Regions from separate parts of the Mus musculus genome. Here regions 2, 3, 4, 5 and 6 are each linked to region 1. Evidence: chromatin loops called from intact Hi-C (ENCODE). Cell type or tissue: left cerebral cortex. All regions are shown on one strand. Each heading gives the region's core, and the rest is flanking DNA. Links, peaks and the distances in the headings are about the cores only. Region 1 has its middle 3.2 kb from the start of Irs1. Region 2 has its middle 72 kb from the start of Dock10. Region 3 overlaps Col4a3 (collagen, type IV, alpha 3). Region 4 overlaps Rhbdd1 (rhomboid domain containing 1). Region 5 has its middle 19 kb from the start of Mir6344. Region 6 has its middle 440 kb from the start of Nyap2.

What was found. Peaks named below come from ENCODE experiments on the same cell type or tissue, not always from the same donor. Only the 100,000 strongest peaks of a DNase experiment are listed, where the experiment ranks them.
Region 2: a loop joins it to region 1, with 4 times the contacts of the local background. A loop is called at or near these places in 2 of 42 quality-filtered maps.
Region 3: a loop joins it to region 1, with 4 times the contacts of the local background. A loop is called at or near these places in 2 of 42 quality-filtered maps.
Region 4: it touches region 1 in a loop (4-fold over the local background); 18 of 42 quality-filtered maps call a loop at or near these places.
Region 5: it touches region 1 in a loop (2.8-fold over the local background); 2 of 42 quality-filtered maps call a loop at or near these places.
Region 6: a loop joins it to region 1, with 9 times the contacts of the local background. A loop is called at or near these places in 20 of 42 quality-filtered maps.

The regions. Positions count from the first base shown.
Region 1 is chr1:82,292,058-82,297,281 of GRCm38, forward strand. No RefSeq gene overlaps it. Among named protein-coding and RNA genes, the nearest start is that of Irs1, 3.2 kb to the left of the region's middle. In left cerebral cortex, for the core only: a CTCF peak has its summit at 2,262; DNase peaks (open chromatin) are centred at 925 and 2,233; H3K4me3 peaks cover 641 bases; H3K27ac peaks cover 646 bases.
Region 2 is chr1:80,828,077-80,833,300 of GRCm38, forward strand. No RefSeq gene overlaps it. Among named protein-coding and RNA genes, the nearest start is that of Dock10, 72 kb to the left of the region's middle. In left cerebral cortex, for the core only: a CTCF peak has its summit at 2,496; DNase peaks (open chromatin) are centred at 2,507 and 3,187.
Region 3 is chr1:82,638,565-82,643,788 of GRCm38, forward strand. Col4a3 (collagen, type IV, alpha 3) reads left to right here. Exons shown (of 52, transcript NM_007734.2): 2 at 2,875-2,931; 3 at 4,645-4,734. Among named protein-coding and RNA genes, the nearest start is that of Col4a3, 54 kb to the left of the region's middle. In left cerebral cortex, for the core only: a CTCF peak has its summit at 3,306 (motif pointing left); DNase peaks (open chromatin) are centred at 2,927 and 3,300; H3K4me3 peaks cover 416 bases.
Region 4 is chr1:82,431,615-82,436,838 of GRCm38, forward strand. The region is part of intron 6 of Rhbdd1 (rhomboid domain containing 1); the gene reads left to right. Among named protein-coding and RNA genes, the nearest start is that of Gm46095, 62 kb to the left of the region's middle. In left cerebral cortex, for the core only: a CTCF peak has its summit at 1,944 (motif pointing left); DNase peaks (open chromatin) are centred at 1,316, 1,417 and 1,932; H3K4me3 peaks cover 272 bases.
Region 5 is chr1:82,148,333-82,153,556 of GRCm38, forward strand. No RefSeq gene overlaps it. Among named protein-coding and RNA genes, the nearest start is that of Mir6344, 19 kb to the left of the region's middle. In left cerebral cortex, for the core only: no CTCF peak of the experiment used is centred there; a DNase peak (open chromatin) is centred at 2,648.
Region 6 is chr1:81,513,964-81,519,187 of GRCm38, forward strand. No RefSeq gene overlaps it. Among named protein-coding and RNA genes, the nearest start is that of Nyap2, 440 kb to the left of the region's middle. In left cerebral cortex, for the core only: a CTCF peak has its summit at 2,788; a DNase peak (open chromatin) is centred at 2,794.

The DNA of each region.
Region 1 (5,224 bases), core at 678-4,677:
CTGGGTGAGAGGCCCTGGTAGGGAGATCTACATTTTTGTAAGATTTTCTAAAGGACTTCTGAGCCAGTCTTCCACCTGGAATCTCCGGACGTACCGTGGTGAAGCACCTGGAAGAAACAGAGAGGGACGCCCAAGGGCAATGACTGTTGGCTAGGTTAGGGTCTCTCGGAATCGCGACCTGGGATCTCACACCTGGCACTATTAGCCGCTGATCACTAAGGAAATAAAATGTAAAAGTCACCATTTCTCTTCCTTCATGCAGGTGAAGAGGGATTCACACTTAAGGGTTAGTTAGTGCAAAAGGTGGGGGGCGGGGGCTGGAGGAAACCTGGCACCCCTTATCACATTCGTAAGTCTATTTGTGATTTTTTTTAAAGATGTAAAGGACCTTCAGAGAGTTCCTAAGTGTACACCCTTACTGTGTATATGTTAGCAGATGTTTGTTTCATAGTTTGCACGAGCATTAGACGACCCTATACACTTTTAACCTTGACCACAAGGATAAGTGGGAGACAAGGATAAGTGGCTAGGCTGCACAGGAAAATGGGTACTTCTTGATGAAAACGGGTCAGCAGCCTCTTTGCAAAGCCTATTTCTTAGTCTCACCACAAGCAGACGCTCCCCAAAGTTTTTTTTTTTCTTTTTCTTTTTAAGATGACCTATAAATCAAGCAGGGTGTCCCTGTCTAGCCCAACCGGCATTAAAGACCTACAAATGTGACGTTGCTCCCAGTGCTTAAAGCCATTCTACTCTAGCCATGGGCGGTTCTAGTTTTCCACCTCTTTTCCTAAGCCAGGAACCCTCTCAGCCTCCCGCTCTCCAGCACTGCAGGTTGTTTGCAGTGAGACGCAGCAGTAAAGGTGCTGGGCATGCTCAATCCACTAGACTGCCTGGCTTGGAGTAGGGGAGGAGCGGATGGGTAAAGGGGGCTGCGCGCCTCAGCATAATGCGGCTAGAGAGGCGGGGTGAGGTTCCTGGGGCAGCCTGCTGATTGGTGGAGTTGCCTGTCTTTCCTGTCTTGCACAGATGCGGTAAAGGGGAGAGAGGGAGAGGGTACAGATGTAGGCACTGGCGCCATTCAGATGCTTGCGGTACTTGAATTGGGGTATTCCGCATCTGTAGGTGTCACCTCCTCTCGAAAGCTCAGGAGCCTCTGTTTTCTCTTTTCACCTCCTTTATCATGCAGTTTCTCCTAAACCTGGTTAATGGATTATGCGGTACACATTGAATTGATAGCCTTCATTTTTCCCCTCTGACAGCTTGGTGATGCGGGCACATGTGCCCACTACAGGAAGGCTATAAATAGCAAGTAATTTGGAAAAGGTACGGAGACTGCAATAGCAAGAAGAGGACTCTAAAGATTTGAAATGCATTAGGGGTTGGGAGGATAGCAACTAGAGATATCTGAAGTTAGTGTAGCAGAATAACAGTGTGTGTGTGGGGGGGGGGGGGGAATAAACAGCTAGTCTAGTCTAGCAACTGCTTAATCTAGATTAGTCCACAGGGAGGGGACCTCGCATTATGTAGGAAAGCACTTCAAATCCAGACTTTAACTTTTAAAATTACTTCCTTCCTGACCTCTGTCACCAACCAAGAACAAACAAAAAAGAGAGAGGGGGAAAAAGGAGGTACCTTTATGGAGGAAAGTATTTTCTTGAAGGAGGAGACAACAAAAAAAACAATTTAATTTGGAAGATTTTTATAAGTCATCTTCACAGAACATTAGGGTGTTTATGATATAAAAGTAATGTTATTCTGACTGAAGAAGAAGTAGACCATCTGCTCTGAGGTGCCCAAGGCCCTGGATTGGATCCCCAGTTATGTACACAGACAGACACACAGACACAGACAACCAGATCGTTGTAACAAACTGCTCACCAATCAGTGAAGTTTAACACACACACACACATACCCTCACACACACACAACTCACTCGAGTTTCATTACAAATCTTAAAGGCAGCTAATGTTCAAACTATACTACAGTAAGTTCAGTTCTTTGTACTTTTTTTTTAATTGATGGCTTGAGATAACTCTAGGAATACAAATTCACATTTGATTCACATAAATATACAGAAGAGAAAGGTAGGCTTTTGTGGAACTCAGGTGAAGTCGTGTTGAGCAGATACGTGTATTATCCTGTCACCTTATGCTAAATTAGTCTTGTGTATTGTAATGAAAATTTACACCCAAGAGAAAATTCACAGAACAGGCAAGCAACCAATTACCAAATAAGTTGCTCAATGCTGCCATCTCTAGGACAGCTAGAAACCACTTGCGCAATGAATAAAGGAATGCTGTCTGCATTTTAAAACATTGACTAGAAGCGCTGCCAGAACTAAATTGACATATTGATGTCTTCAATACAGTCATGATAGTGAGAATTAAAATTTTACGTGTCTTCGGTGCATATTTGATTAACATATCTACAATTACTGTTAAAATAGGAAAATGGCCAGTGTATGATGTTACCAAGAAAATCATATAAAAATGTCAGTTATTAGATACATATATGATGTACATATACATTGGTATATATATATATATATGTATGTATCAGTAGACATGTTCCTTAATACAAATAGGTCATCACTACAGAAACCACTGGAAACTCAGTTAATTGTGGCAATTTGGAACAATGCTTAAAGGAAAATGAAAACTCATGGATTTTTTTTAAATTGAAGGATTGCATTATTTTACTATATCTGCATAGTTGCAGATATTTGAAAGCCTCCTCTGCAAAGCCACCCAAACCATATGAGATACATTCTTGCAGTTTGGGGATCAACAATACAAAATAATTGAATCTGCTATATTGAGGCTTCTCCCGCCCCAGGATTTAAAATAAATAAATAAATAAATAAATAAATAAATAAATAAATAAATAAAATAAAGGTCCTGCTTGAGCAGGTTCCCATAGGTAGGCGAGAGGTCTCTGTAGTTACCATGTTCTCAGTGCTGCTGATTCCACAGACTCCTATTTCTGATGATGGATTGAAAGGCACAACAGTGAGATGCTATGAGATGCAAGCAGAGTACTCACTTCACAGCTCTATGCAAGCTTAAAGAGAACAAGGGCAATAAACATTCTACTTAACTGAGCTCTCACTGTTTGGGGACTTCTCTATTCAATCACTGGTATCAAGCGTGGAGAGCTATTCTTTCCATGATGTAATTAAAATATTGCAGATTTCTGACCTCCTCCCAGCCCCAAAACAACTTGTAGTGAAAAAATACCCTCATCTAAAGCAATATGAAGAGACTCCTACTTATGCAGAATTTTAAGCAATATTGGCTTACACACAAAGGGGAAATTTTTAATTAGCTGCTACCGAATTACAGAAACATACAGCTTACCTAATAAAGGTCTCTATCTCTGGGTTCACTACAGCTGGGTGGAGCAGGCAATGACCCACGCTTGGGTGCATCTCACAGCAGCTTTGAGAAAAGTCAATTTCTGGCAATCGGCTGGTGAGAATCCATCTCTACTCTCGGTCTGGATTTCACTCCGTATCCGGGGAATTCACGGAGGGTAAAAGCATGGAGTGCTAACCCAGGATTTCAGAAATATATTAATCCCTTCAAAAATGTCAAAACTTTCATCATTTGGTTTCTATCAAAGCAGGAAATAGGCAAATGGATGAAATTGGGGAAAGGGAAAGTAAAAACTCAATGCCATGATTTAATTCTTCCATTTCAGGAATTGTACTGGTTGATGCTGTTTTTCCGGAGGGAAGATCAAGCATGGCATATTTCTAAATAGTCTTTATTTCCTTTTTCATTTTAATTTTCTTTGCATCTTTCTAGAACTGTACGTGAATGTATATGTAAGCATGGGTGCCTTAGTGCATGGAGATACCTATGGAGGTCAGAAATGGACATTAGAACTCAGGAGCTGAAGATATACATGGTTGTGAGCCACCATGTAGGTGCCTAAAACTGAGCCCAGGTCCTCTGTATGAGCAGCAAATGCTCTTAACCACTGAGCCCTCTCTCTACCCGTTCTGTGCATCTTTATTTTAACTATGATATTTTAATTTCTTTTCAGTTGTCTTCAGTAGAAATGGAGAGTCTGTCATTCAGTCCTCTAGCTTAAACAAGGCCACTCCTTTGGCTTTGCAGTTGGGAACCAGAACCCAGGACTGGACATTGAATCCAGAGTCTCCTGTCTGGGTTCTCAGTCCTCTTGTAACTCATTTCAGAACAGAGACTTACTCCGGTGCTCTGTTGACCCTGAACTCATTGTAGTCCAGACTTCAGGTTTGTAATCTGCCTCAGTCTCCCAAGTATCTGGGATTACCAGTGGGGGCAGAGAATGAAGCCAGCTCCACTCAGTATCATTTGTTGTTGTTGTTGTTGTTGTTGTTGTTGTTGTTGTTGTTCTGCTACAGTGTGCTCAGTCTAAAATTTGATACCCAAACTGCCTTTCAAATAGTTGGTTGAATTTTATAGATGTGCTGTCTCCTCTGCAGGTAGGGTCTAGACACACAGCACCCCGTACAGCATCTTAAACTCACCTCCACACTCTTGCTTCTCCTCAAACTCTCTCCTTAACTCTAAAGCTAGCAAGTATGTCTTCTCTCTTCTTTGATATTAAAAAAAAATCAAAGTTGACTCCTCAAAATTTCTCAAATTGGGGCTAATCACTAACTAAAGGCTCAGAGATATTAGCTTCTTTGGTTTAGGCAGGAGAGAGCTTCTCTGAACTTCAGGTATTGAAATTATGTGGCTGTGTGCGGTAATGTGCAGTGTAACTCCAGGCAGAGTATCTGACATCAGAATCACCTAGCGAGTCACTGAAGTCAAAACTTTCTCCAGCCCACATCACCTTCCTAAAGTCCTCCATGATTTCATGCGGACTTGTTTCATGTTCCACTTCCATTATCAGGGGATGAAGGGATGCTGGGACACGAAAACCAACAGAGAGTTAGCCTATGTTTAAAACCATATTCACGGGGACATTATAAGATGCATGCAAGTTAGATCTTCAGGAACTGTTACAAGTCTGCTTCAGTGACCTTAAACTTTTTTGCCATCAATTTCTGAATATAAATAACTCTGGATGCTCAGCTGTGAGTGGGTCATCTGCATCAGCCTCTCACCATTCAAGGATCGGGAAGCTTCTAGAAAGATGGGGCAGAAAGAATGTAAGAGCAGGCAGTGAGAAAGGAAGGGCACACATGAATTCAGAGCAGCTTTGGTTACCAGCATAAAATCAAGCCAGT
Region 2 (5,224 bases), core at 410-4,409, 1.5 Mb before region 1:
ATTCTGGAACTCATAGCAATTCCCCTGACTCAGACTTCCAAGTACTAACATTGCATGATTGAGCCCCCATGCAAGTGGATAGTTGAAGGGAGAAACTAATAAGTTCTGGTTCTCCAATCATTATATTAAGGCCTACTGGATGTTTTTAAGATATGTGCTAAGTTAATAACTTGGTAGGTTCAGCTGTCCTCGATGGATGATGTCTAACTGAGTATCTGTGAACCAACAGGGATGAGTGGCCTTATCAGATATGTGAGATTTCAGCCCATAGCACTATTCCCAGTTTATGTAGTGCTAAGGATTGAAGCAAGGGCATTGTGCATGCTGGGCAAGGATTCTACAATCAGAACTACATTTACAGTCCTTGATCAGATTGATGAGAAAGAAATCATGAAGGAAATCCTATGAATGATAGCTACAAAAGGAAATCTCTTCGGAACAAATTTAATCCACAGAGTTAAAGATCTTTATGATGAAAGTTATAGAAATAATTCTAATAAGGCAGTTATATACACAAAAGGGTAAAGGAAGTAGTTATACACACAAAAAATAAAGGAATCTCTCATAGTCCATTTTTCTTCCTCCAGAAACCTCTGAAGCCTTATTCTTCAGCCTGGTAGAAAAACATTAAGCTTTGTGAAGGAATTTAGTCATATATATATATATATATATATATATATATATATATATATATATATATACATATATATATATATATATATATATCATCCCACTGAATGTAATGGTTGAACTTCAGACATACACAAACACACACATATATGTGTATATATATATATACATATAATATACAATATATTAATATATATACACATCATATAACACAAACCTTTTCTTTGTATTGCATTGAAATTATTCTTATACTATTAAACATATATTAACTTCTAATGGCTTCCTCACACTGTCTGACTAGTGCATTCTCATCCCTGACAGATAAAAGCCATGAGGTCAGCTTCTAGATTTGCCCAGAGATATTACTGCCTCCATATAGAAGGCAATAAAATAAGTTTTGGTCATTTCATAGCAATGTTTTGCTCTTCTTGCACACAATTTCCAGCTATTTAAGATATACTGATGAGGCCTTAGAGCTTCTGGCTATATTAAGGGTCTCAGGAAGATAGAGAGCCTATGGCCTGCTACTGAGGCTTCTGTCTCAACCCCATTCCTGATGAGGTTTTCTGAAGCACCTTTACCTGTTGGTGTGTGGGCTTGGATCCAGGTCAGGGTTTGTCAAGAAGACTCTACTCTGTGTGAGGTAGCATGTTACGATCTTTAAGAGTACATTGCTTATTTATTTATTCTCCTTCCTAGCAGGGAAACCATACAGCCATTTTGTTTCAATAATATCTCAGTTTGCTATTTTTTTTCGTAAAATTATGAGGAATACTGGATTTAAAAATGAACAATAACTGCTGTTGGGGCCGACCTGAGGCTCTCATGTCCGGATTCAAGCCTGGAAGGCATCTTGGAACTGGAAGAGAAGAGGGGATCTAGGTGGGTTGACAAATAATGGAACCAAGACAACTAGTCTGCTCAAGGTTCACCTGTTTAATGGTGGACACACTTTATAAAGGAGGGGGGAAAGTCCATTCCCGCCAATTCATCCTTGGAGCCCAGCAGCAGGTGACCACTTATAGGTTCAGGAACAGCTAGGCTGACTCCAGGCAGGTAGCAGCAGAGGCAGTTGCAGAACAATAGAGTGATCCAGGGAGGCAGGCTCCACCCTAGGTGATCTCCTTAGTGGCAACAAAGTCAAGGTCTGGCTCAGCCTGCTTCAGGCTTGTGGGAGGCTACAAACTGCAAAAAGGTCAATGAAATTATGTTTAATGATAATCTGCTACACTCATAGATTGGTGCCTAGCCTATTTGTCATTGGAGAGGCTTTGTCCAGCAACTGATGCAAACAGATATAGAGACCCACAGCCAAACACTAGGTGGACTTGGAGAATCCTATGGAAGAGGGGGAGGAAGGAGTGTAGGAGCCAGTTAGGTCACGGACACCACAAGGAAAACCACTGAATCTACTAGCCTGGAGACATAGGGGCTCATGGAGACTGAACCACCAACCAAGGAGCCTCTGCACATATGTTACAGTTGTGTAGCTTCTTGTGGGACTCCTAAGAGTGGGAGCAGGGGCTGCCCCTGACTCTGTTACCTCCTTTTGGGACCCTTTTGTCTTACTGGATTGCTTTGTCTAGCTTTATCAGGAGAGGCTGTTCATAGTCTTACTGCAACTTGATATGCTGTGGCTGGCAGATACCTGTGGGAAGCCTGCCCTTTTCTGAATAGAAATGGAGGAATGGATTGGAGTGAGGGGTGAGGGTGGAGGGGAGGGACTGTCAGGGGAGAAGAGAGGTACTGCAGTTGGGATGTAAAGAAAACATAAATAAATAAAGCTAACAAACTAAAATGAACAATAAATAGTAGTACAACTCTTGTGAATACTTAGTCTTTTCTCATTTGTAATTCTCTAGTCTGTCAGCAGGTTGCAGCAGAGTGCTAGCAATAGTTTTAAATTAGGGAATTAGAGGGCATCAGAATTGCTCTTCCCTGCCTCCATGTATCCCTTTTTTCTTTTTGCCCTTCCTCCCTCTCCTTCTTCCTCTCCCTCCTTTTATCCCTCTCCTACTTTCTTTGACTCTTCACATGTTTCTCTCTTCCTTGCCTTTTTTCACAGGTCTCTTTCTTCTGACAAATACACATTATATTCAGTTGTGTTTTGCAAATGGAGGAGCTGACTGAATAGTAAAGTTTGCATGTACATTGATAGTAAGAGCAATCAAATGTTAGTGACATCCTTTTTTACTACTCTTTAAGCAATAGCATTTTGGGGACAATATATGGAATTGAGCTTCAACCAAATCAGGCATTGATGGATTTTATAGTTTGATTAACAAAGATAATAGCAAACCCCAGATTTAGTTTAAACATAAAAAGTATTAAGGTTGTATCCTGCTTGTATAGCATATGCAAATGACCTCGTTTCTGCTACTGCATTTGGAAATGTAGCAGAAGAAAAAAAAAAGGCACTTCAATTGCAGCTCTCATCAGTTATTCACTGTATCCAGGCCTCTCAATTGTGTTCTTTTCTTTAATGCAATAGCAAGCAGCAATCACCCAGCTGTGCTTGGTAGAGTGAACTATATACACATCTATATTGAGATTTCATACACACATAACATAAAAGCGAGAGAAAAAGCCTCAAGAATGTTTGGCCCATTGCAAATCACACAAAAGGACTAATGAATCTCTCTCCAAATGGATCTGTAGTGACCATCTGTAAGCCTTGATTGATTCATATTCCATAACGGTATCAGCATCCAGGAAGTGATTACTTCAAGGTGCAACACAACTTCCCCTATGAAAGCTCAGTCTCTTTAATCATACCTAGTCAGTATCTGTCACGGGGATAAACTAAGGCAGATTGACTTCTTGTCTCACCTTTGTTTGTTTATTTCATATATGCAGAGCATCTACTCAAAGCATCCAAAACAAGAAACAATATTACTCAAGCATGAAATATGATAGCTACTGACTTTTTACTTTGACCTTTGTGGTTAAATGCTCATTCTTAGATGGGACATGTTTTGATTCTATAGTTTAATTCACAAAGTATTATCCATGGGTTGATCTAATAAATGGGATTTTTCTTTTTTTTTGCAGTATTTTGGGGGTATAATATTGAAATGCATTACACATCAGTTCAACAGATAGCCGTGCTATGGAGCTGCTATGGCTTTTTGGCATGTGTTAACCAGTGCAGGTATATGCTCATAGTGACCTTTAGGGTGGGGCAGGGGAACGGCAGTCCTCAGCTGATAATGACACCCATCTTTAAAATAATTACCACTATGTGAAGTGCTGTGAAGGAGAAAGACACTACTTTATGATAACACACAAGGAAAGCACTTGACCTGTCTTAGGGAGGAAAAATGGATTAGAGAGACTTCTCCGAATGATAGGAAGGAAAGTCATTAGTCTCAGACAGCAGTTCAGAGTAAGGTTTGATTAGTGTCTTTAATTTGTAATTAAATGGGAGAAACTATAATTAAGCATGAATCAAAACCTTAAGTGATATAGCATGTTAATTTATTGTATGGGATAATCATTGTGGTAAGAGGTAATGCTTTGATAAGTTAGTGTTGCTTCATTTGAATAGCAATATCTTGAATCACAGGAAAAAAAGGTTTGACTTTAATTATGGCAAACTCATTAAAAGTGTTGATTACTATTTGTACAATTTGCATACCTTAAACACTGTGGATATTTATAAGGTAGGAGTTTGTCTTCTAAAGTTTTCTTAGACTATCTGGAGTAGAAGAGCAGGCTACAAAAATCACAACTCATATTTTGCAATGAAAAGTATATTTCAACCAGTTTCTGCTTATTCATCTTTTCTCCTATCTTGATACATTTCTTTTGTTTTTCAGTGTTTTTAAAGTTCATTTGTGGTATCAGTTTTGGATAGAGATTCTGTGATGCGTATAGATTAATTGGCCTCAAGCGCATTACTTTGGTACATTGATACAGTATATAGCCTTCAAATAAGGTTCAACACATTTATATCCCCAAACACTTGCCGCTTGTTTATATCAAAATGTTCTCCCCAGTTTCAAAAAATATACAGTGCCACCTATAAGGTTACAGACCCCTTCAGCTTCTTAGGTACTTTCTCTAGCTCCTCCATTGGGGGCCCTGTGTTCCATCCTATAGATGACTGTGAGCATCCACTTCTGTATTTGCCAGGCACTGGCATAGCCTCACAGGAGACAGCTATATCAGGGTCCTTTCAGTAACAATATGAACTAATCAGTACTCCCAGTGCTCATGTCTCTAGCTGCATATGTAGCCGAAGATGGCCTAGTTGGCCATCATTGGGAAGAGAAGCTCCTAGGTCTTGCAAACTTTATATGCCCCAGAACAGGGGAACGCCAGGGCCAATAAGTGGGAGTGGGTGGGTAGGGGAGCAGGGCGGGGGTCAGGGGGGAGGGTATAGGGAACTTTCAGGATAGCATTTGAAATGTAAATAAAGAAAATATCTAATAAAAATAGTTTCTAAAAAAATGCAGTGCATTAGTATTCTCTGTAGCTACTCTGCACTCCAGCACTGCAAGCTCTCTCTAACAGTAACTTTCCACCTATTGATCACTTTGCCCAACAATCTTTCGTAGTCTCCTCTGTCATCTTCTGGTCACTACCATCCTAC
Region 3 (5,224 bases), core at 830-4,829, 350 kb after region 1:
CAGTAACCACATGGTGGCTCACAACCATCTGTAATGGGATCTGACACCCTCTTCTGGCCTGCAAGTGTACGTGCAGATGGAGTACCCTACCCATAAAATAAATTAATAAGACTTTTTTAAAAAAAGAAAAGAACCTTAAATAAAGCAACAATCTCCTAATAAGCAAGGATTCATTTCGGTTTCCTACTTTTAATGCTGGAATTAGATAAAAATAAATATATGCTCATTTGGTTTTGAGTGATGTCTGTCTGTCTGTCTGTCTGTCTGTCTGTCTGTTGTGTGTAGAGGTAAAGACAGAAAGAGGGGGAGATCAACAGAGCCAAAGGAAAATGAAGGGTATGTGGAGATTGCATCAACAGCAGTTAAACTTAAATGGGACAATGTAAGACTGCTTACTGGACTGCCTTTCAACTCTCAAGAGGTCTTACTGCTTTGATAAAAATCTCTCAGTCCAAGCAAGTAACAAATAATTCAGTTTGTGTCGGTCTTAACACGTTAGAGTTGCCAACGGCTTTGTCTTCACCGTAATCATAATTGTCCATGAACCACAGAGACCTAGAGCAAGCACCTCGGTCACAGCAGAAACCATAAACTTCCATCCAATGAGCCCAGCATTTGTTCAGAATATGTGGCACGATTAGGACATTGACATGAATGACACTGGGAAGTTCCTTCTCTCCTGGAACACTGAGCCATCAGAAAAAGATACATTAAACACGACAGGAAACTATAGAAGCTTTATGAGAGTGGATACAAGAGGAGTTGTAGCCTAGACCAAGGGAGTTCAGCATGGACACTCATGCTCAAGCTGGAGTCGAAAGGTTTCCAGAGTGAAGGCTGAACAACTCTTACTCAAAACAAATAGATGATGATGATGGATAGGTAGATAGGTAGATAGGTAGATAGATAGATAGATAGATAGATAGATAGATAGATAGATAGATAGATAGATAGATAGATAGATAATAGGTAGATATACAGACAGACAGATAATAGATAGATGATAGATAGATAGATAGATAGATAGATAGATAGATAGATAGATAGATAGATAGATAGATAGATAGATAGATAGACAAAATAAGATTGAATTAAGCCTGCCTTGTGGCCCCATTTAATAGTCTCAGGTTTAGAGGAGGGCCAACATGTCCCCTCCCCTTTCCCTAAATGAGATGAGGATTGAGGCATCTGTGGCTTGAGAGAGGCAGAACTTCTTGCTATCGCTTGAGGACAGGGGCCAGGGCCCCCTGGCATACTCTACTTGAGGACAGTGGCTTGGAAACTCCAAGCCTATGATGTCAAGTTCATTCAGAGACAGGGTTCTCAGCCGTGAGAAAGAAATCACTAGCAACGAAGAGGTCTTGATGAAAGAGACTCCTGAGACCTAGTCCCAAGGTTTCTGATTCAGCTGGTCATGGGGCAGAGATGGGAATCTGCCGTCCTGACAGCTTGCCAGATGACAAGGGCGTTCAGGCAACCCATTCCTAAGAAGAGTGCAGTTGAATACTTGACTGATAGGAATATAGACAGTTAAAACACTAGGAAGGCAAGGTTGAAATAATTAGAATCGGTTCTTATCACTACAGACGCCTGTGACCTGGAGACTGTGGGTGTCTCAGCCAGGTACTTTTCATCCAAGAGATCACAATGCATGAATGGGGTAAGGGCAGGAAGTGTGGAAATCATTTCTCACCCTCTTCTGTGAATGGCAGAAAAGCCTCCTGTCCTAACCTAAGCAAATACATTCAGTTCATTAGATTTTGAGACCTTTTTTCCTTTAAGTTGCACAAGTAGAATTCCCTGTTTTCTTTCAAATTTCCCTACCATTCTCCTCAATAGCTCATCAATTACCAGTTGATATTGTCAATTACCAATTATATTTTTCTATAGGAGCAAACTAATTGGTAGTTAATATTGATAAAGATTCATGTATGACCTTAGAATATATCAGGTGTATTAAAGTACATATTAAATCTACTACTTACAATTATTTTTCTCCTTGCTTTTCTGTAGATGGCTAATATTTTTTAGAGTTGATTTGTATGTGTCAAAGTAACTAGATAGAAGTTCCCTAACTCAGTGATGTGCCTCATTTTCTATAAAAGAAACATCATTCTGATACCATCATAAAGACATACAGTGGACATCAACATCTTTTGCTTTTGCTTTCTCTGTGTAGCCTTGGTTCTCTTGGAACTCACTCTGTAGACCAGGCTGGCCTTGAACTCAGAGATCTTCCTGCCTCTGCCTCCCAAGTGCTGGGATTAAAGGTGTGCACCACCATTGCCCGGCATCTGGACATTAATATTCTTATACAAATCTTGAATGCTATTTCAGGGAAGCAAAGCTTAGAACCACATGTAGAAAATGGTATGCATTCAACTGTCACATATGAGATATGGTGCACACAGGAAAGCCAGGTATTGAATCCAAATCTATCTGCCTGCCTGCCTCTCTCTCTCTCTCTCTCTCTCTCTCTCTCTATCTATCTATCTATCTCTCTCTCTATCTATCTCACACACACACACACATACACACACACACATTCTGCTGAATCTAAAAATATGCCAACGTTAAGCCACTTCTCACCTACAACAATGGCAGTTTCATATAGTTCATCTTTTTGTTATCATGGAAAAGGGAGAGGGTTGACCAACTTCACCTTTCCCACAACTAAACTGCCTAACTTCCTAAGTCTGATTTTTAAAAAGTGACACTTTTATGTCATTTGACATTTCTTCTGTGATGTTTTTCTCTATTCATTTTCGTTGAAGTATTGCCATAATGTCATGCGGATCATGATTTTGGTGTCCAAGGTTCAAAGCACAGAAAACAGTTCGCTATCCACCAACTGTCCTCTTCTGCTCTTCCCAGGGCTGTGTCTGCAAAGGCAAAGGACAATGCCTCTGCGCGGGGACCAAAGGGGAGAAGGTAAGAAGAGAACTTCTCGCCGCCTCTTCACAGATGCCTGAGTCGGTCACACTTCGCCCTTCTGTAGTGGAGATCATCATCCAGTCCCCTAAATCCACCTTTAAAGTAATTGTATATAAACATTAACCTTAAACAATGTTGAAAGCTCCTCCGGCTACCTTGTGTAAATACTGGCAGCCAGACTGTAACTCTCTTGGCTGAATAAGTAGCAAGTTGGCAGAAAAAGAACATTTCTATGAAAGCCTCCCTAGCATACTCTATATTTATAATGTTGCTAAACATGAGAGAAGAAATTAAAACAACTTGATTCTCTCGCTTCGATGTAAACATTGAAACCCGCAACGCTGTGCCGCTGCACTGGAACAAGACCGCCCCCTGGTGGCGAAATTGGCAGCAGCCCTGTTGAAACAAAAATTCAAAGCTCCATTGCAGAATTCAAGGAAAAAGAAGGCTGTGAAATCTCATCAGTTCGCTCCATTAACTCACAATTTATGACAATTAAGGCAGAGGCAGAGCTAAAGTATTTTTTTGTTTACAAACCTCTTCTTCCTCGGAGGTATTAATTAATCGTTCAACAATATGAAAAGTAACTCTTAAAATTACTTCAAAGAAAGCACATTTTGAGCTATCTAAATAAGACATTTATATATATATATACATATATATATATATACTTATAGGATAATTTCAATACTTATTTTATCTATAGGTAATATATGTATAACTCACTTGCACTAGGGTCCGCCCCTCTCCACCTAAGCTGTGAATGAATGTAGCATGTTCATATTTACTCTGGAATGTCTCTCTTTGTACTTGAACTTGTATCCAGGCATATGTTGAGTCCCAGTTGTATGCATGATCCAATTTAAAACATGAGAGTAACTAAATGGTAAGAAAGCTCTAGTAAATCTCTTTATTTTCTGTTTATTGGCTGTGCTTGACTTATATAAGCGTAAAGTAGCAGACTTCTGATCTTTTCTGTTGGTTTATTATTTATTATCTGTCTGTCTATCTATCTATCCATCCTTCTTATCTGTTTACCTATCTATTTATTTATTGTACTTGCCCACTGTAACAAACTTGATCAAACTAACTAATGGCCTTGAGTGTTGAGGATTGTTTCCAGTATTCTGGTTCAAGAGGATGTTTTTTGTTGGTGAAACTCTATTTCACTCACTTCTACCAGGCGCTTCCCCACAGCATCATCTACGGTCATTCCGCTCAGACTTTCTGCTATGTTGCCCTTGGTGCCTCTCCTGAAACTCCTATGAAAACAGCTGGTTGAGGGACTCATTCCCTTATAACAAGAACGCTTTTGAGTCCACGCCTCCATGGTATTCTATTTTCCTTCCATCATTACTAAAATCTCAAAATACAGCTTACTCCTCATCCTCACCATCTCTATCCTTCAATAAACACATTCCACTAATCTTAACTTTCTATCAAAACTGCTCTTTCAATTCTCGGTCCCTGTCCTTCTAACATCTATCCTGAGTAGGTCTACTGTCTGGCAAAAGTCTCTAAAGGATATGGGCATCACTCTGAAACCTATGGACATATATTAGTAGACAGTGGCTACCCTTGGAGCTGAGTGCTAACTAGTGACCCCTTGATGCAAGGGAAGAGCATCATTGAAAGGAGAAGGCTGTGCTGTGGTAGTGAGTGGTGCTGGATAACTGCCGCTTAATTCTGGATTCTTTTTGGTTTTAACAGGGGGAGAAAGGGGTTCCTGGTTCCCCTGGATTTCCTGGCCAGAAAGGATTTCCAGGTCCTGAAGGCTTGCCTGGACCACAGGGACCCAAGGTATGTGGGCCTGCAAGCTTGACAAACCCTCTGTCCACCTAACCCATCTCCATGCCCACCACATAGGCCACTGAGACCGTACAGAGAATCTCCCATCTGGCAGATATAAAACAAATTCTTGGTTTCCTGTCCTAGCTAAGCATTCACCCAGCTCACCCACCCAGGCCCTGTGTAGTTTCTGCCTAGGAGTCTATCCAAACACCTCTTACATGGGGGGGGGGGGGGAGGCGGTCTTTTGCCCTTTCACCTCTGCCCTTTACACTCCCCCACCCCGGTCTTGGAACCCCTTTGGTGTTGGCTTACCTATCTTAGTGTTGAAACATACAAGGTTTGCTGGCACACAACTCCATCTAGATTTTTTAGGTCCCCAAACCAAAGGATTTTCATCCTCTCCTTGTCTTTTCTTTTCATCGGGTTCTTGAAAGAGTAGTTCGTGTGATACCTGTGGCTCTCCTGCTTCTCTCCCCTCAGCCAGAGCCACTTTGCCTTT
Region 4 (5,224 bases), core at 416-4,415, 140 kb after region 1:
TGACATCTCATCTGTCAGTCTGTTTCTTGCTCCTAAATGTGTCAAGAAATCTAGGGTCCTGGCAAATTCATAAAATTCATTAATAGACCGAGCTGTATTTCCAAAGTCTGTGGCTTCCTAGCTTCCCTTATTTGAGTTCCAAGAGCTAGGGTGACTGGACTCTGGTGTGGTCCCCTGCCTAGGATGATAACATCCCCATTGTGCCTATGGCAGACAACAAGCTCTGGCCTCAGCCCCTTACAAGGGCACGAGCCCCGTTGTAGAGGCTTCCTCTAACAACCTACAAAAGCCTTCACCTGAAAATACACCACAGTAAAGATTAGGGTGTCATCATTTGGACTGGGGGAAGGGACAGGCATCTGGTCCAGGGCAGATGCCTTGAACTTGCACCAACAGGCAGGACATCCGCAGCTACTTGAGATCGCAGGTTAAGCCAATGAATTCTCCTGGCAAAAACCATTGTGTGAAAGGGGCTTTGTAGATTTCTAAAACTCATGGAATACTCTGCTCTGAAGTTCTGGTCAGTCCAGTTCTTTGCAAAGGAAAAAAAAAAAAAAAGTCAGGCCACATTCTGACTGTCCTTACACAGCTGTCCATTCCCTGAACTACCACGGTATCAGGCCTTGCCACAGTGAGAGCTGAGCAACTCAGTCTAACCTGCTCTCTCTTCCTCCTCTCCTTCTGTCTGACATCCCTCTGGATTAGGACAAGGATTGGGACCAGACCAGGTAGGAGGTCCGAGAAAGGATACACAGAGAGAGGTGTGACAGCGAACCTTGATTGTGAACGTGTTTAAATTAAGAAAATCCTAGATCTGGGGCTGGAGGGATGGCTCAGCCATTAGGAATGCCTACTGCTCTAGCCGAGGACCCAGGTTCAGTTCCCAGCACTCACAGGGTGACTCACAACCACATGTAACTCCAGGCCCAGGCAATCCAATGCCTGTTTCTGGAGAATGCCCCGCATGCAAGAGGTGCACATACACTCACAAAGCCTCACACAGATGCACAGAAATAAAGATCAGTTTTAGCCAAGGAAATTTCCACATTAGTATAACACACCTGTGTGTGTGCTGCATAACTGAGTGGTTTAATCCCTTGGTGGATCTAAACTAGGACTGCGGAAGTTATAATATGACTGCAGTGTTACAAGGTACTAAAAAAGTATGAGGTGCACCTTGGTTGAAGGAAGTAGGTCCCCGGAGTGTGTCTTTGGAAATTATGTCCTGACCTGGCCCCTTCCTGTTTTGCCCTATTCTGCTTCCTGTCCAGCAGGAGGAAAGGTCCTCTGCCTCATACTCCTGTTGCTACCATGTTCTTACCCATGCATGTGGTGCCAAGCAGCCCTGCACCGAACTCTGAAGCCCGGAGCAAAATGAACCTTCCCTTAAATCGTTTCTGCCAGTAATGCGGTTACAGCGGTGAGAACGGTAACTGCTACAGGTCGGAGCGGCTGTGCAAGTTAGCAGGAACCACTGCACTTAGGCATCCTTCACTGTTAGACATCCTGCACTGTTGCAGTCCTTACAGCCTTCAGTCTTGACAGTCACCGCACATTACATAGTTTCATCTTTCTGACTTGGAGTTAGAGTTGTAAGGGGGCTACGGACTGGAGCAGTAAGCACAAGGCATGTGCACATGAGCAAAAATGAATTCTGACTTTGGAACTGATATGAAACCCCTGTGTCCTCTCTCCCAGGACCTTGTGAGTCTTTCCTGGGGAAGAATTGTGATGTGACACAGAACCTGCTAGGTGCTGGCAGATGACCCGCAGACCATCTAGACAGTAAACAACTCCCTAATGTTCTGTGCAGCGTCTTCTGTAGAGCCCATCTGGTTCAAAATGACCCTGATTCTGCTTACAAAGTGGAATGCTTTGCTGACTGGAATGTGTCCTAGTTTTCGTCTACAGACACCGTGTTGTAGGCCTCTGCCTCCACCTGCTGGCAACTGTAAGCACTGAGAGAAACCGACTGGCTCTTTTCAGTACAAAGATGTTTGGTCTCAATGGCTAGAGTACTTCACATTCATAGCCATACAGGAACGCAGTAAACATTAAGTGTATGGGCTTACTGGCAGCCCTACCAACCCTAAATTCATCTCTTAACCAAGTTCCCTGGTGAGTCCCATGCAGAGAGCAGGAAGGAGTGACCACACTGGGACATCAGAGATGGAGCTCAGTGAAGGCTCTATGTGGCTCCACCGCTGCTCATCCCCAGGCGTGGGTAGCTAGATGGCAAGTCTCGTGTGAAGTGCCCTGGCTGCCCACTTCCAGCTTACCCAGGGCACTGGTAGAGGCAAAGGTCAAAGCTATATCCTCTTGGAACTCAAACGAAGCTTTTACAATGGGGCTGGAGGTACAGCTCAGCATTTATGGGTGTTTGCTGCTTGCAGAGGACCAGAATTCAATTCCCGGCACCCATCTTGGGCACTGCAGAACCCCGTGTGACCCCAGCTTCAGCATAGCCAGCACCCTCATCTGGCCTCTACAGACATCTGCACATGTGTGCAGATAATCACAGACAGACACACATACATACACATAAATAAAACATAAAAATAAAATCCTAACAAAATGTACAATGGAGAATTGTACTTGGCAAACAGTCCTTAGGGTTTGGCCTCACAAGTGGTCCGTCCTGTTAGTGACATATGTCTTTGATGTGTACACAGACTACGCTTTATTTCTGTGGCTTTTTAATTTCCTTTGTTGAAACTTGGAATTTCTGTCTAATCAAGCAAACCTAATATCTATTGGGTGTCTAGCCAGGCAGTCAAGGTCATAGGAAAAAAAAGGAATGACTAAGAAACTCCCACAAACCAAGAAACTAAGTGGACTGTAATCCCTTGGATTGGTCCATGGAACAAAACCTTAGGAAAATTGGCAGAATCCAAATGTAGTCTGGAATTGAGTTCTTGGTAATATTTTGATGGTTGATTCTTAGTATTGACAAATTATCTTAATAATATAACATTAACGTCATAAGAATTGAATTTTCTATTACCTTTGGCAGTGTTAACCAAATATCCCAATAAAAAAATATAAAGTAATTGTAAATGTTTACAGAGTGTTGGAGCAGGGCACTGAATGAGACCAAATGAGTTAGAGGACACTGCCAAAGAGCACAGCATGGTAGTTTCATGTCCAGCCACCAAAAGTCAGAACCAAGCACCACTCTTCAGAGAGGCAACCCCGGCTGCAGGTAGCAGACAGGACAAATTTGTGCTATCCAGGGAGGCCTGCCAGCCCTGAACACTCACTGGAAACCAGTGATGGGCACATGAACCTCAGTGTGGAAGGAGCACAAGGCTGGGATAGCCCTCACAGTTATACAGGAAGAGGATGAGGTCCAGAGTAAGCTCCTGGTAGAGTCATAGCAAGCCCATGCCATGCCTAAGACCATCTAGCTTTGTTCAGAACTCTTGCATTACAGATGTTGTTGAATGGCTCGGTTCTCAGCTTGAGTCTGCCTCCACTGGCTAACTGGTCCCTCTTGGTTGGAAACTGCTGTGCCTAGGTCCAGGGCTGCTAAAACCACCACCATGCTTTGAAGATGAAGGACATAGCAGGAGGTAGGCAGCAGCAGGGCCCAGCTTCACTGTGTCTCAGAAGGACCTAATGTTATTACATATTTTTAACTCAGTTTACTATACTCTGGATTACACCCTGCAACTATCCTCTTCCTTGATAGTGAAAATGAAATGTCTTCGTTGGATACAGTTCCAAGATCAGGGGGCAGGAATTAAGAATGAGACCTCCCCTCTAGGCCCTGAGACCACTAGAACTTCACTGCCTGCCCTCACCCATCATACCGGAGACCTACCTTTAAGAAAACCAGCTCTAAACAGACAGTGGAAAGTCCCTGTCCCTTCCAGGCAGATGTCAGAATAAACGGAGGCCTTGAATACCTGAGAAGTCTGGATCAGGCATCAGGAAATTCTCAGGGGCCTCTAGGACTTGAGCAAAGGCAGCCTAGCAAGCAATGGAGAGCAGCCAAACTCCTGTGCTCCCTCTCATCTGCTCTGGACCCTTCTGAACATCAGGAGAGGCCGTGACCGCAGCCAAGCCCAACCCCACAGCATCTTGAGAGGACTGGACTTTAGAATGCTAAAGGGCGTTCATCCTCCGGCATTGGCGGGGTGTGTTTCTTATGTTTTACTCCTCATAGACCCACAGCACAAAGCTGAATTCTCTATTTTACCTTTAAGTTTCTATTTTCCATTCTTACTTACAGCCTCACACCCATGTCTGAAGATGTGTATCCATTTCTCTGTCTCCATAGCCTCCTGTGTATTAGCCACTCAGAGTGAAGGACACAACATGGCTTCTGTCCTTGGGTCTATGGCTGGTTTTCTAGGAGACTGTATGTATTTGTCCAATGAATGTCCCTAAATGATTTCCAGTAATAAAAACGAAAAGTCCAAAAGAACAGAAGAAGAAAAGGTCTTCCTGGGCGCAAGCAGTCTCTTTGAGCCTCCAGATTCAGTTTACATGACTGGATAAAGCAAGGCACCTCCGGATGGCTAACACAGACCATCTCGTTACAGGTGGAAGCTACTTTAGAAGCTCCTAAAGCCTTTACAAGCCACTCTCAAATTCACTGAAACTCTTCACAGTAAACCACTAAAGGGATAAAAGTTTGATGAGATTTAAGACAGAGTTTCTAAAGATTTTTACCTTGTATGTTTTACATTAAAATCTTTAACCATTCACTTAAAATAAATCTCTCTTGTTGTAGTGAGTCCTTGAGAGAATGGAACTTTGTTGTTAAGCTTTCAGTCAGCCGCTTCCTTCTTGTTCCTCCATGTTTCTATAGGAAGTCAGAAGTACTCAGTGCTTTCAGAAACCATGGTGAACTACCTATGCGGGCTGGGTAGTGTTGTGCCTTAATCTTTCTCAAAGGGGATATTAACTTCAGGAGGTACATTCAGGAGTCCTGAATAAAATCTGGCATTTGTGGGGAATCTTAGGGTCCCCACTGCTTTCAAACAGATCCAGTACCTTAGCTGCCAATAAGACAATGGCATCCTCCTTTTTAGATCATGGTGTTAACTGAGGAACTAGCACATGCCTGGGGCACCAAGAGGGAAAGAGGTGTGAGCCTTGTGTCTTTGGTAAGTCACATAAAATCCTACTGTCTCAATTCTTCACCTGTAAAAGATGTAGGACCAAGACCACACAGAACAATGTGGATGACTGTCACAAATGTAAAGAATGAAGCCCC
Region 5 (5,224 bases), core at 829-4,828, 140 kb before region 1:
CCTTGTTTCTGACCTGGGTGAAAATCAATTGCTAACCACCAAGCACAACCATCCTCTGGATGCCCACCTGCCCTTACCTTGTCTCCCTTTATCTTTCGTGTTTTGAATATGACATGAAAAGGAAGAGAATCAGGAGATGAGGGCTTCTTACTCTTTACGATCACATGCCCACATGATTCCATGTGTCATGTGTGTCTCCATAAAGGAAAGAAACAACACTGAAAACCATATAGGATTTTCCTAACTGGAATGCTACAAAATCATATTTCCAAGTATTTTAGTAGTAGGTACAGCTTTAATTTTTCTAAAAGCAGGCAATGATGGCTTCAATGGTTATAAAATTATATATGAATTCTTTTTCTGACTTTACCCTTAGGATTCTAGGCAAGTGCCAACCTGTAATGAGGTTGTACTTTGACTCTAAGAAATTAGCCGGATGGCCCCATCTGCTTCATACACACACACACACACACACACCAACAGTATACTCTGTAAGCAAATAGGATTAGGAAGAAAGGGACATGCATTAATTAACTTTTTTGCTATTGTGACAAAATACCCAGATTTAAAAAACAAAAACAACACCTTAAGGAATGAAGGATTTATTTTGGCTCACAGAGAGTACAGTTTATCATATTGGGAAGAGACTGGTGTCAAGACTTTAAGGTTGTTCTCCACATTACACCAAGACCTTAAAGTCACTCTCCACATTGCATCCATAGTTGAGAACCGAGAGCCATAATGCTAGCACACAGCTAACTTGATCCTTTCCATATAGTACCAAACACATTTAGAATAGGTCTCCCCACCTCAATTAACCTAATCAAAATAAACCTTCATAGGCATGCCCAGAAGCTCGTCTCCCAGGTTATTCTAAATCCCATCAATTTGACAATCGAGGTCAGCCATCACAGAAAATGACACGGTCATTGATGGATGTGAACTGGGAGAATGGTATGATGCGCACACATGCGAATCCTACTTGGGATGAGGTTGGCTGTTTCTATTGGGAGTTCTGACTTAACTCAGCAGCTGTGACACACAGATGAGGCCTTAAGAGCAGACCCCTGCCTGACCTTCCTCATCTGTTCCTCTGCCTAGAACTTGATAATTCTGTGAAGTGATTATCCCCTCCATATGCCATACCTGCCAGAAATTACGTTAACTGCAGATACAATGGCTCCCAAGTGCAGACAGTATGCACACCACCCTGATTCCCTTCTCCAGAGGTTAGACTGTCTTCAGCCCAATGGGGCTAGGAATTGGAGGCAGGCATGAAGTTTGTATTGACATATAGTTCTGTCTGGTGAATCTGTATTCTTGGAATTACTTGCCCAGGTAATGGAAAACCACCTGTCTATAACTCCTCCGCAAGAACAAGAAATTAATACTTAACTATTATTCTAGTTTGTTTTCTGTTGCTGTTATAAGAGTACTCTGACCAAATGCAACCTGGGGAGAAAAGGGTTTATTTCATCTTATACTTTCAGGTCACTGTCCATTATAGAGGGAATTCATGTCAGTAACTAAAGCAAAAAACATGGAGGAACACAGCTTACAGGCTTTCTCACTGGCCTGCGCTCAGCCTTTCTTATACAGTCCAGAACCGCCTGCTTCATGACAGTACCGCCTTGGCCTATACATCAATTAGCAATCATGACAATACACCGCAGACATGCTCACAGGCTAATCCAGGGGAAGCAGTTCTTCCACAGAGGCTCCCTTGTCTCAGGTGACTTCTCAGATGTATCAGATTAAAAAGAAAAACCTAACCAGAACAGCCATCAAGAAGGCCCTTCAGTCTCTTAATATGTGTCTTAGTTAGGGTTTCTATTGCTGTAAAGAGACACCATGACCAAGGCAACTCTTATAAAGGACAACATTTAATTGGAGCTGGGTTACTGGTTCTGTGGTTTCATTCATTATCATCAAGGTGGGAAACATGGCAGTGTCCAGGCAGGCATGGCACCAGAGGAGCTGAGAGTTCCACATCTTGATCGGAAGGCCAATAGAAGACTGGCTTCTTAGGCAGCTAGCTAGGAGGAGGGTCTCAAAGGCCACCCCCACAGTGACACACTTCCTCCAACAATGGCTCACGGACCACAAAGCCCTCAGCTGTGTAGGTGTCTGCCTGTAATTATGCCCAGAAGCTTAATTGCCTACAGGTTCTTAATTACATTGCCTTTATACATTTGCCTTCTGATTTTACTTCTTCTCTTACCCTTGGCTACATTTTCGCCACCCGTTCCCAGTCTGTCTGGAGTGAACCCATGAATAGCTAGCTGACGGGACTTTTCATATTTTATTCCTGTAGGATTCTGTGGGAAAGGGTGTCAAGGCCTCCCATTGGGTTCCTGGGTGTGAAACCGGTCCATTAAACATTCATTTAGGGCTGCTTCAAATAAAAAGAGTTGCCTTAAATCACCCAGGGTTGTTTACTGCAGAACACAGTATTTCCTCTGAAACACAGAAGTAACTACAGCCATGTGTATCTTTAATGTCTTGTCTGAGCCAGATTTCTGCGTTCTATGCACTGAAAGTACCAAGTGGCCAGCCTGGCGAGGAGCCAAACAGTAATGTTTCCTTTTGCTGTTGTTGAAACAGGCATTCAGGAAAACGATTGAGCACAATAAGGGCCTTCCTGTTCCGGCAGGCGGGTGGCCCTGTGAACTGCCTCCCCCCTAACTTGGGGTGAGTCATACCAGTGTGCTGTGAGCTTCCTTCTCCTTTGTCAATAAACTCTCTCTGAGGCCGCTGCCAGCGACAAGGGATGATGTAGGGCCAGGCCAGATTGTAGATTCTGTACTCACATTCAGACTCTCAGCATTCATTTTCCTCTCAGAGCACCACAGGATACCTAAGCTCAGCAAAGTCAAGGTTCACAAGAGCAATTTCAGAACCGTTCTGATTGACCAAGATATTGCCTTGCTATGGGTTGGTTGCCCTCTAGTCAGGAAGTCAGGTCTACAAAGCCAGACACAGAAAGGGCACCTTCCATGAAGGATAGTTGGTGGCTGGTTGGGAGTGGTAAGAGTGACTGGCAGCGCTCACATAATTGTCTATTTCCTCATTCTCTCTTCCTACCCCTGTTCTCTTCCTCTCCTTTTTTTGTTCTCCTTTTGCTCTTCTTCTCCCTCCTCCTCCTCCTCCTCCTCCTCCTCTTCTTTCCCTTCTTTCTTCTTTCTTTTTCTTCTCCTTCTCCTCCTTCTCCTCCTCCTCCTCCTCCTCCTCCTCCTCCTCCTTCATCTGAGACAGATCTTGCTATATATCTCTGCCTGACCTCTGACCTGTTCAAGATCCTCTTGCCCCATCTCCCTCCTGAGTACTATTTTACAGAAGAACAGGACCATGTTGGTTTCATGATGTCTCCCTTATTCTTTCTCCCTCAGAGTCTCCATGCCCTATTTGTAGGTCATTGTAAGACATATTGCCACTGAGACAGTATAAAAGCCAGATGACCCTTCAAATGATGCTTGGTAGACATGGAAAACTTAGCATCACTCTCCAGACTTTGCTCTAGGGGCCAATATCAGAGCTGCTTAGGCAAAGATGAGCAAGATGGGAACTGTCTGAAGCACTGCTTTTCCTACGCTAAAGGAGTTCCTATTAATCATTATTACATTTTAATAAAGTTAGTTTTTACTCAAGCACTATTTCATCCTCAAGGATTTGATTCTTATCAGTGACTTTTTTATGTCCTCAGACTTTTCTGTTTCCTCTCTCTAATATGGGGGTGAAAATAGGAGTTATTTTGCAAAATAGAAGTCAAATGAGATACTTATATGGGCAGTTTTACTTATTCTCCTATCCAGTGCTCAGTAAAGGTAGTTATGGTTACAACTGTGAATACAACTACTAATAAATAAACCAAACAATCACCATTGGTTTTATTTGGGGTCTAGCAAACCTTTGTTTGCCCGATATTGAAGTATAAAGTCATGCCTTAAGAAGGTGTGGTTTCAGGCCGGGCATGCTGGTGCACGCCTTTAATCCCAGAACTTGAGAGGCAGAGGAAGGCGAATTTCTGAGTTCGAGGCCAGCCTGGTCTACAGAGTGAGTTCCAGGACAGCCAGGGCTACACAGAAAAACCCTGTCTCAAAAAAAAAAAAAAAAAAAGTGTGGTCTCACTCTTGTGCCAAAATAGAACAGTGCTTCCAAATGGAAGATGATTGAATACTATTTTTTCCAATCATAACTGAGAATATTTTTAAAGGTCTCAGGGAGGTAAAGTCAGGATTTCCTCTGACAATTAAAATAATTGCCTCAATTGATCCCTAGAAGATTATATTTTGTGACAACCAATCCCTTAAGCAAATCAGCTAGAGTAAATAAAATTACTAATTTTTGCTCCAAATAATTGTTCCATTTATACACTAACGGGCTGTGCTGTGATGATACTTATCTTGGGTTTTGCCCCTCCCCATGGTAACCAACAGTAACCAGGCTTTTCTTCCCCAAAGCAGAGCATAGATACCCAAATCCTTCCCACTTTTCTGTCTTAGCACTGTCTGTACATAAGTTCTCCTACCTACTCTTGTTCAGTAGTAATGAAATCTTCATTCCAGAGGAACCCTGCCCTGTGTCCCAAATGGATGAGTGCTGACCAACGAGATCAAAGGGAATCTAACCAGGCACTCCTTACTTACTTCCCACCTAATGTACAAACATCCATGCCTACGTAATGAAGTCTCCGTAACAAGGACAAGATTTCTGGGGCTTCCAGATAGCTGAGCATGGGCCCTCCCTGGAAGGTGATGTGCCTGTCACCACACACATCCTGAGGATGGAACACTTGGTCTGTGAGCTTAAACATTATCTCCAGGTAGAGAGTATCAGAACGTGCCAGCCCAAGTCTGCTTTTCCATCTCAGGATATCCAGGCACTGGACTAGAAGGAGTTAAGCTTAGCTTGGCTGGGTGGGTTAGCAGGGTCTTGGTTGGCACGAGTGCAGAAGAAATAGCTTTCTCTGGGGAGAGTTTTCAGTGAAATAGCTCTTTTATTCAGTGCAAACAGGGCTATGTAAACCTCGGAGAGTGGGATGAGTTTTCTTCGGGGTAAAATTGCCTAGGACCAAGGAGCAGAAAAATGGAATTCCAGGTACTAGGTAGACTAGTCCCTATAAGGAGAAAGTTTAACCTGAAACCTGCCCACCAAGCTAGGTGATCATCTCAAGGGTGTTGGAGGTATGGGGGGGTGGGGGGAGGGAGGGTTCAAGGGTGTTGGA
Region 6 (5,224 bases), core at 823-4,822, 780 kb before region 1:
AGAAAACATTTTCTTCAGGAAGTACTTTACCACATAAAACTGCCTCTGATGACAAAACTTGCCACTATGTGCTTATATTTGCTCTGCTTTGTAAGACAATGGTGAGCCACAGAATGTAAAGATGGGATTTTATCTGCAGATTAGAGTTTTATATATCAATCCCTTCATATGACACTGTACTTAATGTTTTCTCACAAAGATGCACAATTTCTACCTAGAAATTCAACTCTTTTGTTTTAGATCCAAAGCATTCATTGGAACCCTATGGCTGATCTGTAACTCAGACCATGTCTTTCTTACCTCAAGATAAGCAGCTGACTGCACTGTTGTTACTGGGTAGTCTCAGAATATTGAAACTGACTTTCCCCTGAGAAACTTTTACCTTCTCTTTAAGCACTATTTGTTAAAAAAAATGGAAAATAAGTTTATGACAAGATATGCTTGGGAAAGACATCACAAATCACCTGTGAGGAGTTCTGTGAGTAAAAATGAAACAAAATATCTTTTACTGGAAGGATCACTAGTAAGTCAAAAATCGATTGGGAACTTAAAATGGCAAAAACACAAGATACTTTTTTTAAAAAAATTGCCAGTTGTAAATTTTTTAAGCACTTGGATGATTTTATGGGAGTTTATAAAGAATGAGGATACTCCAAATTTTAGTCATAATTTGTATCTTCTCTCTGAGCTTATTTCAGTTCCTAATTTTAAGTATTATTGGTAAGAAATATCTTATCTCTTACACTTGTCCTCATGTTTTCCTGATAAAAGCCAAAGAGATAAATGCACATCATGTCTAAGGAACAAAAAGTATCCCTCCTCCTGTTCTTGAAGCAGCAATATCTATACTGGAAAAGCTAGAAAGGGTCTGAATGTTTGCCAGTGATTAACAATGTTGATTTTTTTTTCATGGACTGGGCAGCCATTTGCATATCTTCTTGATAAATGGATGCCCAGATAAATCTCTCACCTTCAACTATAACCATTTTCAAATAAAAATACAAATACAAATTTCAAAGGCTTAGCAATTAAGAGCATTGGCTGCTCTTCCAGAGGACCTGGGTTCAATTCCTAGCAACCATAATGCAGCTCACAACTGTATGTAACTCCAATTTCAGAGGCTCCGGTAACCTCACACAGACATACATGCAGGCAAAATATCAATGCATATGAAATAAAAAATAAAAATAAATGTTAAATGTGCCCATTATCCTGATACGTTGAGTAGAGTCACATATATATTCTCTATATAATTTATTTACAGATAAAGCACTTACAAATAGTTTTTCTCATTCTCTCCACTATGAATGTCTTCCTTATTGTGTATATGCTTTTAGGTAGATATAAACACACTTGACTAATTTTGTTCACACTATTGAAGACTTAGCCAGTGTCATCTATCTGCTACCCTGAAGGTTTTCCTGTTTTCTTCTAGTATTTTCAAAGTTTCAGCTCTTACATTTTAGTCTTTGAGACATTGTGACTCTGTCTTTAAACGTATGGTCCAATTTACTATGGACAGGCATTTTAGTGCTATACTGAACTGTAGTGGACAGAGTGAGCACTTGTGCCATATACCAGATCTTAGGAGAAGATATTTCAATTTTTCCCTTTTCCATACAATATCACATTCTGTCTAAAGCTGCTTTACCACTCCAAAAGATGGGGGCAGGATCCAGATCATATGGATCAAGAGAAGAGAGGAGATTCTCTAACAATAAAAAGAGTGAGCTACTACCAAAATATAGGAGATGCAAGCAGAGACCGTAAAAATAAATAAATAAATAAATAAGAATTAGCTCAAACGAATTGTCAGAAATGAACATCCCTCTGGGTCTTGATTCCAGAAGTGATATCCATGTGTTTATTACCCCCAAGGTGATACACAGTTTTTACAATAGGACTATGTACATGAATTATGGCCTTGCCTTGAAAGCACATATGATATTTAGCAAGTTTAAATATTTTTAAAACCATGTATGTGCACACCAGTGGAGGTGTGTGCAAAGGCCAAAGGAGTCAGATGCACTAGAAGCAGAGTTAACAGGCAGTTGTAAGCTGATTGACATGGGTGTTGGGACCAATTTATCCTCTGGAAAGTTATCCTCTGGGTCCTCTGGAAGAGCACTGTGTGTTTTTAACCTCTGGGCCATCTTTCTAGACTGAAGATATATTTGGATGTGGTAGCTCATTTCTAATCTCAGTGTTCCTCGGGTAAAATAGGAGATGGAGACAATGTACATGGACCAGTCAGCCTGGGATGCTTGGTTGCAAGCAGAGAGAGTGGCCCCGCTTCAAACAAGGTAGGTGGAGAGATCCAGCATGTGAGAATATCCTCTGAACTCCAGAGGCATAATATAGCACATGTTGGGTACTACTCTCACAAGTCCACGCACATACATTGACAAAGGAGAAAAAAATCCCTTTTCACGTTCATCTATAATGTGCATGAATGTAAGGATCATCTCTGCATTCTTCCATGTTAGACACAGAAAGGATACATTACACACTGCATGATGAGTAATGTTTGACTTGAACAAAATGCCATCTAGACTAAAACCTTCGAATGTGCATTCCCTTGCGTGTGTCCAGTTCCAAATGACTAAATACATATTCAACCGTAATGCACACCAACTTTCCTATAGTAACATATTTTATTTTATAAACATAAGACCTTCAGAGAGCATTCCAGTAATTCATTGCAAATCTAAAATTCATTTTATGCTCACAGGCCTGGCCTACTGTTTACCATCAGTAAAGAAAATCTTGAGCAATTCTGCCTATGGCCTCTAGATGTCTCACCGAGATTCACGTACCAGAAAATAGCCCGATGCAATCTCCCAACTATAGGCCTGGCTGAAATGTCATCTTGGGACCAAGGAATACTACACTTGGATCAAAACATTCCATCAGTATTTTTTTTAACTTTCTGGAAAAATGAAAATAACAGATGGTGGGGGAATAGGCAGATTTATGAGAAAAATAACTTGGTATGAGTCACTCTGATGAGGCACATCCCAAGCAACCCTGCCTCTTCGGTGATGATGACCAGTTTCCAGGTGTAATCCTTGCGATTAGACAAGTGATGCTCAGATGATGGTCATCGGCCCTTCTTAACATGCTTTGACTTGGAAAACGTTCCCATCGCTTACATCCAAGCTGCGGAAGTATGTAATTCAACATCTTCATATATGTGTTTGGGATATGCTTATACAAAAATAATGATGGTTTATCCTGAGGGGAAATGACTCTACAAGTTAAGCCAGTAACAAAAGAAACCATTTTATCTCTTGGGAGAATTTGAAACATGTTTTGATGAGCAAAAAAATATGAATTTGGGAGTAGTTTAAACATTAGCAATGTGAAATTATTCTTCCATAAGTATTCTTATTAGTAAAATGTTTCCAAACGTAGTATACTGCAGAAGTAAGGTTTTACTCATTATGGAAATACTTTGTTAATATGTATGTGGAAAATCTGATGACAATACATGAACTTGGCAGTTTAGAAATACTACTCCAATCCAGATATTGTCCAGACACTTCCTGTATAGGGAGTTGCTGAGCTTATAACCCCAAGACCATATTTCTCAAAAGTGAAGCCAGTGTAATACTTTCTCATTTTCTAAAGTTGTCCTGCTGATTGCAGGCACTATGAGTGTACCCAAAATGACACCAATGAAAGTGAACAAAATCTCTTTATACTCCATCCAACACCATATACACGCACGTGCACACACACACATACACACACACACACACATTTGCATTATTTGCAGATTTTTTCTAGCTTTAAGTTTTATTGTCTTTAATATCTATTTTTTCCTGACTCTTGACATTCATTCTGATTGGCTTCAAATCAGAAACCAACATAATCAGTAAAAATTGATCTTCAATATATGTTACAGAACTATCTAGTTTGATAGGACCTTAAATAATGTTTTTGGAAGTGCTATGCATTGCTTGTGTCTTTCAGTTTGATTTTGAGAAAGCAACGTTTTCCTTAGTTGATTTGTGAGTTTGGAGCATGTAGTACATGGGCATACTTGTGTTCATTTAAGCCTGCACATACAGAGAGATAGAGCGAGAGAGAATATTTTAAAACAAAACTTTCACTATTTTATTTTAAAATATTCTCAGAGTATCGTCTCTAGCTACTTAATTAGCTTTGAAGCTTTACACTAACTTTTAAGACTCTCCATAGGCTATTTCATGCTCCTTACCCAGCTTGTTCTACCCCAAGCAATTGTAAATGTAATTCTCAAACCCCTTCCCATAGATATCTATTGTGGTAAATTCACTGTTCAAGTCAAATATGACCTAACTCTTTTATAATGCCTTGTTTCATTGAGGTAGACATGATATAATTTATTCCTACTTGAATATCAATTCTTCATTTACTTGTCTCATGCCTGTCTAAAATTGCAGTTTCCCATGGTTAGGAACTGGGGCTTACTCCCAAGCATATCCCATGGATTCAACACAACCTCAAGAAAAGAGATTGTGAGCCAGGCGGTGGTGGCGCACGCCTTTAATCCCAGCACTTGGGAGGCAGAGACAGGTGGATTTCTGAGTTCAAGGCCAGCCTGGTCTACAAAGTGAGTGCCAGGACAGCTAGGGCTACACAGAGAAACCCTGACTCTAAAATACAAACAAACAAACAAGCAAACAAACAAACAAAAAACACAAAACAAAACAAAAACAAAAACAAAAGAAAAGAGATTGTACTTGACCACCTGCCAGTTACAAGAACAGGTACAGCCAACATTGTCCCTGGGAAGAAAAATGTCCTAGTGCTGAAAAGATACTAATGAGAAGACACCAGTGAGAACAGGGAAACTGAGGCATTGAGAAGTTAGAGCAAAGAAAAGACAAAGGTATCAGTGAGCTACAGAAGCCAAGGAAAGTTGAAGAAGAAGCAGAATGAGCATGAAGAAGGTAAGAGGTTTTCCATTGTGACTGAAGGGTGTTCTACCATGGGCCCTGTCTTAGCTCCACTTCACCTGGATAGCCAGTGCTCAGGTCCTGGTAGTTCACTGGAAAGGTGTCAACCTTTAATGTCTCTCTGTCTCTGTCTCTCTCTCTGTCTCTGTCTCTCTCTCTCTCTCTCTCTCTCTCTCTCTCTCTCTCTCTCTCTCTCTCTTTTAGCCAAAGATCTACAAAGGATGGGTGTAACCAATGAAAGTGAACAAAATCTCTTTATACTCCATCCAACACCATATACA